3 separate regions of the Homo sapiens genome follow, and regions 1 and 3 are each linked to region 2. Evidence: chromatin contacts called from ENCODE Hi-C or POLR2A ChIA-PET data. All regions are on one chromosome and are shown on one strand. The core of a region is the stretch at or near the end of the contact, and the rest is flanking DNA. Distances in the headings are between cores, read along the strand shown.

Evidence for each region. A loop is a pair of places that touch in the nucleus more often than their neighbours do. ChIA-PET counts read pairs that join two places held with the same protein, here RNA polymerase II (POLR2A). Pooled maps may share reads with other maps.
Region 1: a pooled map shows a loop between it and region 2 (4-fold over the local background). The contact joins two enhancer-like sites. A Hi-C loop is called at or near these places in 1 of 168 maps with a recorded cell type or tissue (left cardiac atrium), 9 of 37 single-sample maps with no recorded cell type and 5 of 50 pooled maps.
Region 3: a loop to region 2 is called in a map of GM12878, with 2.8 times the contacts of the local background. The contact joins two enhancer-like sites. A Hi-C loop is called at or near these places in 2 of 168 maps with a recorded cell type or tissue (GM12878 and PC-9), 8 of 37 single-sample maps with no recorded cell type and 6 of 50 pooled maps. POLR2A ChIA-PET finds 5 or more read pairs at or near these places in 3 of 52 experiments (GM12878, H1 and PC-9).

The regions. Positions count from the first base shown.
Region 1 is chr15:95,838,131-95,842,519 of GRCh38, forward strand. No RefSeq gene overlaps it. Among named protein-coding and RNA genes, the nearest start is that of LINC00924, 410 kb to the left of the region's middle. RefSeq lists an enhancer at 1,300-1,359. Within about 2 kb of position 1,986, at least 8 of the 41 ENCODE cell types and tissues checked have a DNase peak (open chromatin) inside an H3K27ac peak, as active enhancers do.
Region 2 is chr15:96,040,722-96,044,969 of GRCh38, forward strand. All of the region lies in intron 1 of LOC112268156 (a long non-coding RNA gene), which reads left to right. It overlaps LOC105370998 (a long non-coding RNA gene), which reads right to left. Exons shown (of 4, transcript XR_001751688.2): 4 at 1,902-3,349. Among named protein-coding and RNA genes, the nearest start is that of NR2F2-AS1, 280 kb to the right of the region's middle. Within about 2 kb of position 2,075, at least 3 of the 41 ENCODE cell types and tissues checked have a DNase peak (open chromatin) inside an H3K27ac peak, as active enhancers do; they include GM12878, where a contact is called at or near this core.
Region 3 is chr15:96,232,839-96,237,304 of GRCh38, forward strand. All of the region lies in intron 2 of NR2F2-AS1 (NR2F2 antisense RNA 1), which reads right to left. Among named protein-coding and RNA genes, the nearest start is that of NR2F2-AS1, 92 kb to the right of the region's middle. Within about 2 kb of position 1,553, at least 2 of the 41 ENCODE cell types and tissues checked have a DNase peak (open chromatin) inside an H3K27ac peak, as active enhancers do; they include GM12878, where a contact is called at or near this core.

The DNA of each region.
Region 1 (4,389 bases), core at 736-3,235, 200 kb before region 2:
GGGAAAAACAGGTCCAAAAGTGTTTCTTAATAAATTAAAAATCTGAAAATAATATTATTATAATTATATTGACATATACATCGTGTATTGCTAAGCAACCTAACTCCCAACAATCAAAGTAGCAGCTAATTCAGAGTATATACCTAGAACTGTAACAATAACAGCAAAAACTGGAATGCAGCACCTTTGTGCTCAGAATTACAAAAGAGAGTTCATTTTCAATCAACATGCACTTACTATATGAAAAGCACTGGATTAGATGCTGTGGAGCAGAAAAAAGAATTAATACCCATCCTCAAGGAGCTTACCATCCAGTTACAAGCAAAACCTGAACTCACAGAACTATAAAAATGTAAGACTAAAAAATGTAGCATTTCTCATTAACTAAGTGGAAAATACCAAATCACTTTCCTTTACTTTTATCACCTCTTTTACAACCCTTCTCCCAACTGGATGGCAGTCATCCTTCTGCTGGGCTTTCATAATTCTCTGGAGCTCCTTTAAAATATGTGCTCCTTGTACTGAACCTGCCTGAATCTGTTTTCACATCTGTGAAATGGGATACTGAGGACCAACCCCCACTGAGTTATCGTAGAATTAAATGGGTCAATGACAATAAAATGCTTAGGATATTTTCTGGCACATGAGAGCTACTCAATCAATGATAACCAGTGTCAATATTATTATTATTATTATGACTACCTATGTCTATACCTAACTTTCTGACCAGATTTATCATCTTCATGTAATTTTGTTCATAATTCTAAGAGCTCCTAGAAGACTACATTGAATATTGTATCTGTTTTCTCAAAGGAAAATAGTGAAGCATATGGTAAATCTTCATGGTACAATTAGGATCTGGAGGAAAAGTGTTTACTGGGCTCATAGAAGGATCAAAGTGGGATTGCTGAAGAATGTCAGGTGAAATGAATGAGGGAATAGAAAGTATCTCAGTCTGGGTGAAAAAGCAAGATGAGGCATAAACCATGGAAGCATAAGAAGAAGAGAGACAGTTGCAGCAGGAATGATATTGGGTAAATGATAAAAAAGGGAACTCAGAAGGTTATTGCAGTAGTATAGGCACAAAAATCTGAGAACTTTTATTAAATGGGGCAACAAAAATAGAAAGGATAGAATCAGGTCATAGATGGAAGAAAGAGTCAATGGGATTGAATCATTGTTAACACATAGGAAGCAAGAGAGAGAAGAAAAAATTCAGAAGCAAGGCTCAATTTCTGAGTTTAGACAACAAAGACAATGAGAATAATACATATTGGAAATGAAACAGAAAGCAGAGCCCCTCTCCACCCTTGCTTTTGTTTCTAATCAGTGACAGGAACTGAGTTTCAGATATGTTAAGTTTGAGGTTTGCAGGATGTCAAAGTAGACGTGTTTACTAAGTTATTATCATGTGAGGTTGGATCAGTGAGGAAAAAACAACTAGAGAACGAGAAACAACAACTAGCTCCCTAATTCAACTGAACTTTGTCTGCATAAAGTTGGCATCAAGGTGCATAGATAATCATAAGCTCTTAGCAGAAGTCTCTTGGTGCCAGCATCAGTGAAGAGAGGAACAAAACCAATCCAGCCACTCTTTTTCTGATGATGCATCTACACCCTTGGTTCTACTTGGTTTCTCTGCACAGAGGGAGTTCTTCCATCTTTGGATCTAAAAACAATATCTTTTCATTTTATCTGCAGCAATAGTCTAGCTCTCAGAGACAAAGTCAGTGAGAAACAAAGAAAGGCCCTCGCCACTCAATTCAGCTCCCAGTACAAAGACCAGAGTCACAGTGGTGTCCACAGCCCGCATCGGCATAAATACAGATGGACTGAAATACGCATTTTACCTAAAATAAAGGCTTTATACCATGCAAGCAAAAATAGAGGTGGTTTTTTTTCCCCCCAGAAAGTAAGACCTTCAACAAGCCAGAACACCACTGTTTATTTTAAAGAATTTTTAAACTCTGATTCAGACTATGGACGCCAGGCCAATTGCTGAATCCCACGGGGGCATCTGCATGCTGAAATCTCTGCCTGGAAAGTCAGTTTTTAATGGTGCTGTTACAAAACTATGTGTCCTCAAGTAGAACTACAAAAACTCCAAAGACATATTAATTCCAATTCCACGACACAGGCCTAAAGATAGAGTGGAGGAAGTGCTTGGTCATGTACACACATCAAATTCACTGGCCTTTCTAATACCTTCAGTGAGATTATACTCTTTAACATCTGTTTGTTTTCTTAACCACGTTCTCATTTGTTTTCCATGAGTACTTACGATTCAGGTCACTGTTAGAACTTAGGGAGTAAAACAGAAAGAAATAATCACTCAGATTTAAGTCTAGTTTGCCCATTTCACAGATAAAAAAACTGAGGAGGGGGTGCTAAATGGTTACCCAAGTTCAATTAAAAGAGCATGAACTAGAACTGAGGTCTCCCCAGAACCCAAATCATGAATTTTCCCAACTGCCTTGTTTCTTTTCAGGCAGAAGAGCTCAAAAGGAAAACACTGAGGGACCTTCTCACCTCTAGGTTCTGCAGGATAACCTGTGGTGGAGAGTTCTTCCTACGTGTTGAGTCAGAGCACAGGGAGTGAATGGGGTGGGGAAGAGAAAGAGGAGAAACAATTTCAATCACTTTGTGTTTGTGAGGAGAGCTACTCAGAGAGTTCCCCCTCTATTTTAGACATTGGTTGGCACTGAAAACCTGTGGAAGCATGGGCCCTCTGGGAAGAGTGGGCTAAAAGAAGCATCCAAAGACACAGAAAAGCATAGCAAATTTTCCAGTAGCTCATGCCGCAGCATCACATGCATATTCTTTTGAAGCACCCCTAACCTCTTCTCTTTCCTACACCTTCAAACTGGAGTTTCTGTCTGATCATATTCAGCTGTTTTTTCCTCTGCTACAAAGAAGCTCAGCACTTTCATGTCTGAGTTGCCAAGTGACACTCTATGTTTGAGAGCCCAGAAGAGGATGGAACTCAGGCCTTGAGAATAGGAAGGGGGCAGTTGACTAGGCAGAGGTAGATGGGCATAATTCGGTCCACGCTGCCGTCTCCCCAGAAAACAGACCTGAGATATGGAGACGGGGGTGGCATTCGGAGATAACTAGTAGGTTTTTGGAACAATCAGGTTCTACTTAAGGATAAATAAACATAAGTATATCCTACTCATAATGAATTCCAAAAGTAATAGACAATTGTTAAAACCCGCCTTCTTCAAATCATGAAGCATGTACCAGTAGGTCAAAATTATTGCCAGATAACCATTTAAAAGCAAGCCACGGTAAGTTCAAAATATATACTCCAAGTTCATGAAGAGATGCATCAGTTATGTATAGTATTCTCCTAAAAAGAAGGTTAAACTGATATGAATGGGAAGCCGGTCAGTACTTTCTCTACTTTCAAGAAATTTGTTTTCCCAAATTGCAACTATTCATTTTTCTGTGAAAAGATTCATAGAAAAAAAATCCAATCTCAACCATTTTCTCATCAAAGGAAACGTCTTTAAATCTTAGCCTCAAGAAATGATCTCTAGAATGAGATTGTAGCAGAGTTGTATACAATGGAGTTTTAAAAATACCTCGGATCAGTAACTTTATTTTTTTATTTATTTTTTTATTATACTTTAAGTTTTAGGGTACATGTGCACATTGTGCAGGTTAGTTACATATGTATACATGTGCCATGCTGGTGCGCTGCACCCACTAACTCGTCATCTAGCATTAGGTATATCTCCCAGTGCTATCCCTCCCTCCTCCCCCTACCCCACCACAGTCCCCACAGTGTGATATTCCCCTTCCTGTGTCCATGTGATCTCATTGTTCAATTCCCACCTATGAGTGAGAATATGTGGTGTTTGGTTTTTTGTTTTTGCGATAGTTTACTGAGAATGATGATTTCCAATTTCATCCATGTCCCTACAAAGGACATGAACTCATCATTTTTTATGGCTGCATGGTATTCCATGGTGTATTTTTTTGAGACAGAGTCTCACTCTGTTGCCCAGGCTGGAGTGCAGTGGCACAATCTCAGCTCACTACAACTTGTGCCTCCAGGGTTCAAGCAGTTCTCCTGCCTCAGCCTCCTGAGAAGCTGGGATTACAGGCGCACGCCAACAAGCCCGGCTAATTTTTGTGTTTTTAGTAGAGACAGGGTTTCCCTATGTTGGCCAGGCTGGTCTTGAACTCCTGAACTCAGGTGATCCACCCACCTTGGCCTCCCAAAGTGCTAGGCTTACAGGCATGAGCCACCGTGCCCGACCAGGATCAGTAACTTCTAAAGGATATGCTCAAATGACACAATGAGGTGCCCATCAGTAGAAGGAAGCTCCAACCTTGTCAGCTTGACAGGGGAATGAAAAAGAAAATTCCGCCAGTTGTTAAACC
Region 2 (4,248 bases), core at 825-3,324:
GATGGGAAGAGGAATGAAATTTTGGGGGAGTGACAAACTTCACATGGATATTCACAATATTTATTGGTCCATGCACCTTCAGAATTTTTTCATTGAATATCAAACATTCTAGTAAATGCCTAAAGCTACTCACTCTAATATCAGTTGTATGGTGATTAAGAAGGAGCAAAAAACTGGGGGATCATGGGGACCGAGTGTTAAATTTTAACCTTGCTACTTAGTGAATCTGCCTTAAGACCTGCGGTCTGTTACTTACTCCCATTTGACTTCAATTATGCCTCAACTATTGAACAGAGACAATAGTATCAACTTTCAGCGTTATTACTAGAATTAGAAATAATATAATAAGCACCTATAGTAAGTGGCTGGAACATGTTAGGCACTCAATAAAAAGTAGATGATATTAAATTTCCTGTTCAGAAATAAACGGTATTACATTCCCAGAATTAAACTGCTGTATAAAAACTTATAAATTAATTTGCTAATTCCCATGATATTTAGAAATTGTGTATTGAGTCCCAATGCCTTTAAAGATGGTCCTGTACAAACAGGGGAACAACAGACACTGGGCCTCTCAGAGAGTGGAGGGTGGAAGGAGAAAGAGAATCAGGAAAAATAACTAATGAGTACTACACTTAATGCCGGGGTGACAAAATAACCTGTATGACAAACCCCCATGACACAAATTCACCTATATAACAAACCTGCACATGTGCCCCTGAACTTAAAATAAAAGTTGAAATAAATAAATAAAGATGGTTTTAGTAACAGTATCTTAAGAACACTAGAGAGTCATATTATCCAGGTCTTATCAGGGGACCCAGATGGGATCACCAGGTTGTCAGTACAAGGAGACTAGCATGCAAAGGGAGAGGCAAGATGTTTATAAAGTACCTCTTATTGAGTGTACACCTCAAAAACACCAGGCCAAATGATGTATATGCATTACCTAATTTAATACAACACATCTACAAGGCAAGTACTATGGAGATAGCCACTTTAGAGCTGAGAAAACTGAGATACTGGGTTCTCCAAGGTCTTCATCACAGTCCAACTCTGGAGCACATGCTGCTAGCTCCTGTGACAGGATAAATATAAGGAGCAGAACTACAAATCAAGCCTGTGATATAATAGGTATAATGTCGATTGGGCAGATGGAAGAAGAGATAATGCAGAAATTTCAGCTACATAAGTCAAGAGACAGCCAGGCACTAGCAGGTAGAACCAGGCAGCTCAGGAGCTCACTGCATGGACACTGGCACCTGGCAGGATTGTGCTGTTGGTTTCAGGACCAAGGGCAACTTCTCAAAGGGACCAAGCTGGGCTAGAAAAATGGGCACATTCTAAATGTAATTTACAATCTATGTTTTTGAAACTGAAAAACACTTTCTCAAAAAGAAAACTTTAACACAGATCGTACAAATGACCAATGAGCACATAAAGAGATGCTTAATACCATTAACCATTAGGGAAATGCAAATCAAAACCACAGTGAGATACTTCACACACACTTAGATAACTACCAAAATAATGGACAATAGCAAGTGTTGGAAGGGATGTGGAGAAATTGGAACCCTAGGAAACTGCTAGCAGGAACGTGAAATGGTCCAGCCACCATGGAAAGCAATTTGATGGCTCCTCAATGAGCCCAGTAGAGAATTTCCATATGACCTAGGAACTCCACTCCTGGGTATATTCCCCAAGGAACTGGAAACTGGTGTTCAAATAAAAACATTCACAAAAATGCTCATGTTAGCACTATTCACAGTAGCAAAATAATGAAAACAACTCAGATGTTCATCAACTCATGAAGGAATTTTTTAACATGTGACATATTCATGGAATGGAATACTATTCAACCATAAAAAGGAATGAAATTTTGATACATGCTACAAGGTGAATGAACTTCGATTGAAAACATTTATTGTAAGTAGAAGCAGTGAGACATAGAAGGTTATGTATATGGCATAATTCCATTTATATGAAACATAAAAAGTAGAGTTGGCAAATCCACACAGACAGAAAGCAGATTAGTGGTTGCCACGGGCTGGTGGAAGAGGGAAAATGAAGAGTAACTGCTTAATGGGTTTGGGGTTTCCTTTTGGGGTGGTGAAAATGTTCTCGTGGTGATGGTTGCATCACAACATGGTAAATGCAGTTAGTGTCACGGATGGTAAATTTTATGTTATATGTATTTTACCACAATTTAAAAAACAGAAAAAGAAAACCTTTATGAAAGCTCTATATGGAAAACTGATAAAAGCAGGGTAGCGCTGGTGAAATCTGGCATCGACAGGAACCCTGGAGCCATTCTTCTTCCAGCTTCCCTGGACACACTGTCGTTAGAACAGAGAAAGCCAAGTTTACTTATCTAACCCATAACACGCAGCTCTGAAGAAAAGCAGAACTGAAATTTCTCTGTTGTCACACGGAAGTGCCAGCTACACTTTGAGCCAAATGCTAAGGGAAAGTTTTCAAAAGTTCAAATTTATAGAAGCCACACTAGGAATTTTAATTTGCATGGAAAAACGAGAAACAAGCCTCTTAAAAACAAACAAACAAAGCCTATGGGAATGTTTCCAGTTATTTTTTAAGTCTTTAGTGATAGAAAACATTAGCCAAACTTTCCCCTGTTGACTCTCATGGAAAAAAAAAAATGTCAAAAAAAGGGTCTTACTTTGTAGCATACATGGCCATTTTTCATCAGTTTTGCAAAGCCAGGTTCTACCTTTTCATTTAACTTTGGGGATGTGTCTCTTAACCAAAATCTAACTTTTCAAGGTGCTTCATTCATTGCTTTAAAAGTTCCTTCAGGTGGTGGTGTCATCTTTTTGTCCACTTATTTGTTGGGAAGTCATCTACTGGTGTCCTAAGCCAGGATTCAGCATTACTCTCAGCCTTGCAAATGAATTAACGGGTGACCATCTCGCTATCTCTACACTAGAAACAGACTTGAACATACTCACCTCTTTCAGTCCTAATCTCTTCTTTCCTTCCTCCCAATTCACAGTTGCCTGCAACTGGTTCCGAGTGCCCATGTGTGGGCATCTCCACCGAGGGAGGGAGGCATGGGGTGAGGTCCTTTCTTCCTCTTTAAGGAGTGGATTTTCTCAAGAGCAACGTGGGAAGTTCTACATTAATGTTGAAGCTGAGCTTTCTTGCCACTGTGTGTGTGGCACAGGAAACAGGCTCTCCACATGATGGTAAGAAGCCTTAAACCCAGATTACGGCACCTTTCTCTCTGGAGTGCTCTTTTTGGGTAGAGGGTAAAAGGTCATCCTCTCAGACTGGATAGTTGTTCTCAGCCAATTACATGATCTCCGTGCTTCTACAAAAGGGATCTTTGAAACTGCATCAAAAGATTTTATGCAACTGATTTACAAAAAGCACAATTAAGTAGATGGAAGCATTATTCAAGACCATCTGGTGGAAGAGGTAGCATATTTAAAATTCTAGTATAATTATTAGCGGCAAAAAAGATTGTTTTAAATGACGAGCTATCCATTATCTGTCATACTCTGGTAGACTACATAGCTCCATTTATTCCATCAAGGTCCCAAAATAAAAAGATGTAAACATGGTACCATTGGAATGCTAGAACTCAAGAAATCTACATGTAGAGACGAAGCTCAGGAGAGAAGCTATGGATGGCCTTGAACTCCCAATTACAAATCTTTATTTTCTGTGTTTCACTGGAAGCATTAAAACTGCTTCAATGGAAAAGAAATCAGATTTATATTCTTTTTTCTTTTTCTTTTCTCTGGGCATCATTGAAACCAAGGACGGTGCCTTGCTGGGATTTTTCTTATCCTTGAAGGGCAATTGTCAAGCATAAGTCTCCAGCGTCAGAAGGTGTTGAGTCAGTGTGTTTCTGTGTCAAGGACTGCAGACCCAGTTGCACTTCCAAAATGCCCTCCTTCAGCTTTAACATAGTCAGAGGTGATTTAGGTCAACACTTGTGCCATGATCAGTAAGTTTATCCGCAACTAATACTTGGTTACCCCGAGGTTGTTTAGAGTATTACATACAGTTTTTAACAAATCCCTGCTCTTTTTTCTACATGGAAATAATAATCTTGTTGAGAGAGAAACCTTTTTGACAAACAGAATTGGAAAATTGGAAATAAACGTTCATTTTTGGAAATATATTCACTCTATCACCTTTGTTATCTCATCACATATGAAAACAATCACTTTCTTCTAAAACATGCCCTAGCAACTTTTAAGAAATTCTGAATAATATTAAAGC
Region 3 (4,466 bases), core at 303-2,802, 190 kb after region 2:
TGACTTTTTTGTTGAACTTTTCTTTTTCTTTTAGACCCAGGACAGAACATTGAGTAAGTCATACTCCTCAACTCATAGCACGCTATCGTTACAAGTTTGTGCCAAGCCCTTCACTCATGTGTTCATTAACTTTTATCTCCTTTTCCCCTTCCATTTTCCTCCCACAACCCATAAACAATAGCAGTATTGTGTTCGATGACATCCTTGAGTTTGTATGCATTCTCATAAGACACCCCAAATTTCCTTGCTCTGTCTGTATATGTACCTTATATACACATACGTTTATGTATAAGCATATATATACATACATGTTTACATATATACACATATGTATGTTTATACATAAATGGTGCCCACAGATGTTTTTGTGGTTTTCCTCCCTCTTAGTCAGTTTTTAAGATTTAATCTGCACTGCTTCATACTGCTGCATAGCATTGTATGATGAGCCTCCCTGACATCTCACTACCCATCTCCCCAGCGAAAAACACCTCAGTCACCCCATCCTCACCACCACACCCAATGCTGGGATGGGTTCCACTCCCAGGAGCAGGACAGCTGGGTCATGGGGCTCATGGATCAGTCTCCATCTGACTTCCCTGCGTTGACTATGAAGCACCCACCATGATGATGGTATCAGGTTCATAGCATGTGAATGGAAGAATCTGGGGCTCAAAGAGGTTAAGTGATCTGCCTAACTTCACATCGCTAGTTAAATGCTGGCGTCTGGATTTAAAGCCAAGTTTCTCTGACTCCCAGGTTCACATCCTTCCACCGTAGACTGCCCTCTGAGACAGCCACGTATAAAGGGGTCCTGGAGAACCTCTGACTGGCCTGCACACTGGGAGGAGTGTGGAGTCTCGGGAAGCTCATGCCATTTGCAGGAGGGAGGAGCCTGGCTCCTTCTCTTCCTGGGTGGTACCTGGGATTCAGCCTGTGAGGTGGGAAGCCTGTACTAGCAGGACTCTCACTATGCTGAGAATCTGCTTCCCCTTTTATTCCCTTTTGCCCAATAAATTCCGTTTTTCTAACCCTTCAAAGTGTCTGCAAGCCTAATATTTCGTGGTTGTGTGACAAGACCCCTATTTCAGCTGAACTAAGGAGAAAGGCCTACAACACTTCCATAGAGAGCTTATGTTTCAATATCCTAGGCTATAGGTAGCAAAGATTTGGTTAGCAATCTTTCTTGTAAGAAGGCCAGAAAAAGTATTCCTTCCCTTCATCAGGCATCCAATCCCCCCAGTGCCTTCAGGCCTGCTGGGAGTGGAGAACAGGGCCTGCCACAAGGTCATTGTATAATCAGAGGTGAGGGAGAGCCCCACTGGCTAGGGGCCAGGCAAACGTAGGCCTCCTCGCACCCCTGATGCAAGCAGATTAACAGCTGCCATCTGGCAAGCACAGTTTCTCCATGCAAACTGCAAACCTCACCCCCCGGGTGAATCACTGGTGTGTCCAATACCAGTCAAGCCCGATGAAACTCTGATGGCTCTATTAATGAAGATGAAAACTTGAGATACGCCAAATACAGATTAAATGGCATCTTGGTAACATGATTATCTCTGAATTACTAGCAGCAGAGAGACAGCCAAATGACTAATCTTGGGGAAGGCCGAGTGCTTTGGACAGAGGATTCGCTACTTCAGCCCCAGGGCATCATTTGCTGTATCAGAGTCGTATTTTACCACAGGGAACACCCAAGAGTGGTGGCTTCCTCTGCAGTAGAAAGTCACTCTGTTTCCAGAGAAGATTTACTTTCTTCAAGTTCTGAGATACCAAATGCAGAATGGTCTGAAACAAGATGACGAGGGAGTATGTCAGGAAAAAATGAGGAGGAATCACAGGAATCTGGCAGATGTTCCTGTCGATAGCATTGTTGAAATTAACAGAAATGAAAGGATAGAAATGATTGAGAAGGAAGCCTAAAAGCCACAAGCCAAGTCATTTTCTCCTGCTTTCTTTCCACTTCCGTCTTTAGCTCTCTAGTATTTAGTAAGCTCTTCATTCTTTTTTTTTGTTTTTTTTTGATGGAGTCTTGCTCTGTCGTCCAAACTGGAGTGCAGTGGCACAGTCTTGGCTCACTGCAACCTCTCCCTCCTGGGTTCAAGCAATTCTCCTGCCTCAGCCTCTTGAGTAGCTGGGACTACAAACACCTACCACCACACCCAGCTACTTTTTGTATTTTTCTTTTTTCCCGAGACGGAGTCTTGCTCTGTCACCCAGGCTGGAGTGCAGTGGTGTGATCTCGGCTCACTGCAACCTCCGCCTCCAGGGTTCAAGCGGTTCTCCTGCCTCAGCCTCCCCAGTAGCTGGGATTGTGCCACTGTGCCCAGCTAATTTTTGTATTTTTAGTAGAGACGGAGTTTCACCGTATTGGCCAGGCTGGTCTTGAACTCCCAACCACAAATGATCCTCCTGCCTCAGCCTCCCAAAGTGCTGGGATTATAGGCATGAACCGCCGTGCCCAGCCTGTTTAGTAAGTTTTTCTATGCTAGTGCTTTCAATCCATTAGCACATGTCACCTCTGTGAGGTGGGCATTGTCATTTCCATGTTCCATGTGGGAAAGCTAAGGTTTACAGTGTTCATGACCAGACACAGTGGCTCACTCCTATAATCCCAGCACTTTGGGAGGCTGAGGTGGGGGGATCACTTGAGCCTAGGAGACTAGCCTGGGCAACAATTGTGAGACCCTGTCTCTACAAAAAAATTAAAAATTAGCCGGGACACCTGTGCTCCCAGCTACTTGGGAGGCTGAGGTGGGAGGATCATTTGTGCCCAGGTGGGTAGGGCTGCAGGGTGCTATGATCTCACCGCTGCACTCCAGGCTGAGAGACAGAGTGAGACCTTGTCTGGAAAAAAAAAAAAAAAAAGAGTGTTAATGACTTGTCTGACATCGCACATCAGCTGGAAAAGGGAGGTTAAGAAATTTTCATCTTCTTTTTTTTTTTTTTGATATGGAAATCCAGCTCTGTCATCCAGCCGGGAGTGTAGTGGCATGATCTCGGCTCACCGCAACCTCTCCCCCCTGGGTTCAAGCAATTCTCTGCCTCAGCCTCCTGAGTAGCTGAGATTACAGGTGCCCGCCACCATGCCCAGCTAATTTTTATATTTTTAGTAGAGATGGGGTTTTACCATCTTGGCCAGGCTGGTCTTGAACTCCTGACCTCGTGATCCATCCACCTAGGCCTCCCAAAGTGCTGGGATTACAGGTGTGAGCCACCGTGCCCAGCCCATTTTCTTTAAAACAGATGATCCGGACTTGTCAAGTGATGATGATACTAGAGGAGTGGGATTGATAGTAAATATCTGTAGATAATTTGGGATGGGTACAGTGGCTCATACCTGTAATCCCAGCACTTTGGGAGGCCAAGGCAGAAGGATGCTTGAGTCCAGAAGTTCAAGACAAGCCTGGGCAACATACTGACATTCCGTCTCTACAAAAGATAATTTTTTTAATTAGTCAAGTGTGGTGGCATGCACCTGTAGTCCCAGCTACTCAGGAGGTTGAGGTGTGAGGAGCTCTCGAGCCTGGGAGTATAAGACTGCAGTGAGCTACTATCACATAGTTGCACGCCAGCCTGGGTGACAGGGTGAAACCCTATCCAAATAATAATAATAATAATTTGACAAATAAAGTCTCTTTTAATGTAGCTGGAATTGTGTAAGAAAGTCTTTCCTCAGCAAATAAGAAATGGACTATGAAATCTCCCAGAATCTTTTTTAGCCCCTAATTAGCTATAAATCTCCTGACAGTTTAGCCATGGGAGGCCCAAGACATGAATTGGTGGCATGGCACATGGTCTAATGTGCATATTGTATAAAGTTATCTAAATACATCTTGAGAGAGTCCACGCTTTCTCCATTCTTTTGAAGTACATTTCCATGGGTAGCAGACAGATGAACAAAATGCTGGTTCTAGGACCTCAGATATACTGTACCTGTTTCAATCAGATGCATAACTGTGGTAGGGCTGTTATTGTTTACTTTTCATACTATCACTAGCAACTTTAATTTTTGGTTAAGTTCTCGAAATCTCTTTCTGGAAAAGCAAATGATATCACATTCTCCATTCTCCTGGTTAACAGTGTCATTATCACACTGCAGATTCTCAAACAAACAGCTAAGTTCCACTGTCATTCCGAATCCTTTCTCTTTCTTTTGTAATGCATTCACAAACATATTCAGTCTTCTGCCTTCTCAATGGAGAAAATGTTATAGAAACTACTATAAGCGGTGCATAATTGTAAATGGCTTTAAAAAGCCATATGGAAGGATGAATAATCTTCCTTTTTGTTTCCATCTTTCCTTAATATTCTTTTGCTTTGTGTTTTGCAATACCTTTTGCACCCAGCTTTGGTCAAAATTGTTGTTGGCCATTTGCCAGTTTGAAATGTCCTACAAAATGAATTGCTTCTTTTGTAAATAAGAAAAATCTTGGTAACTTTGGAAAATATTGCTTGGAAATACCACA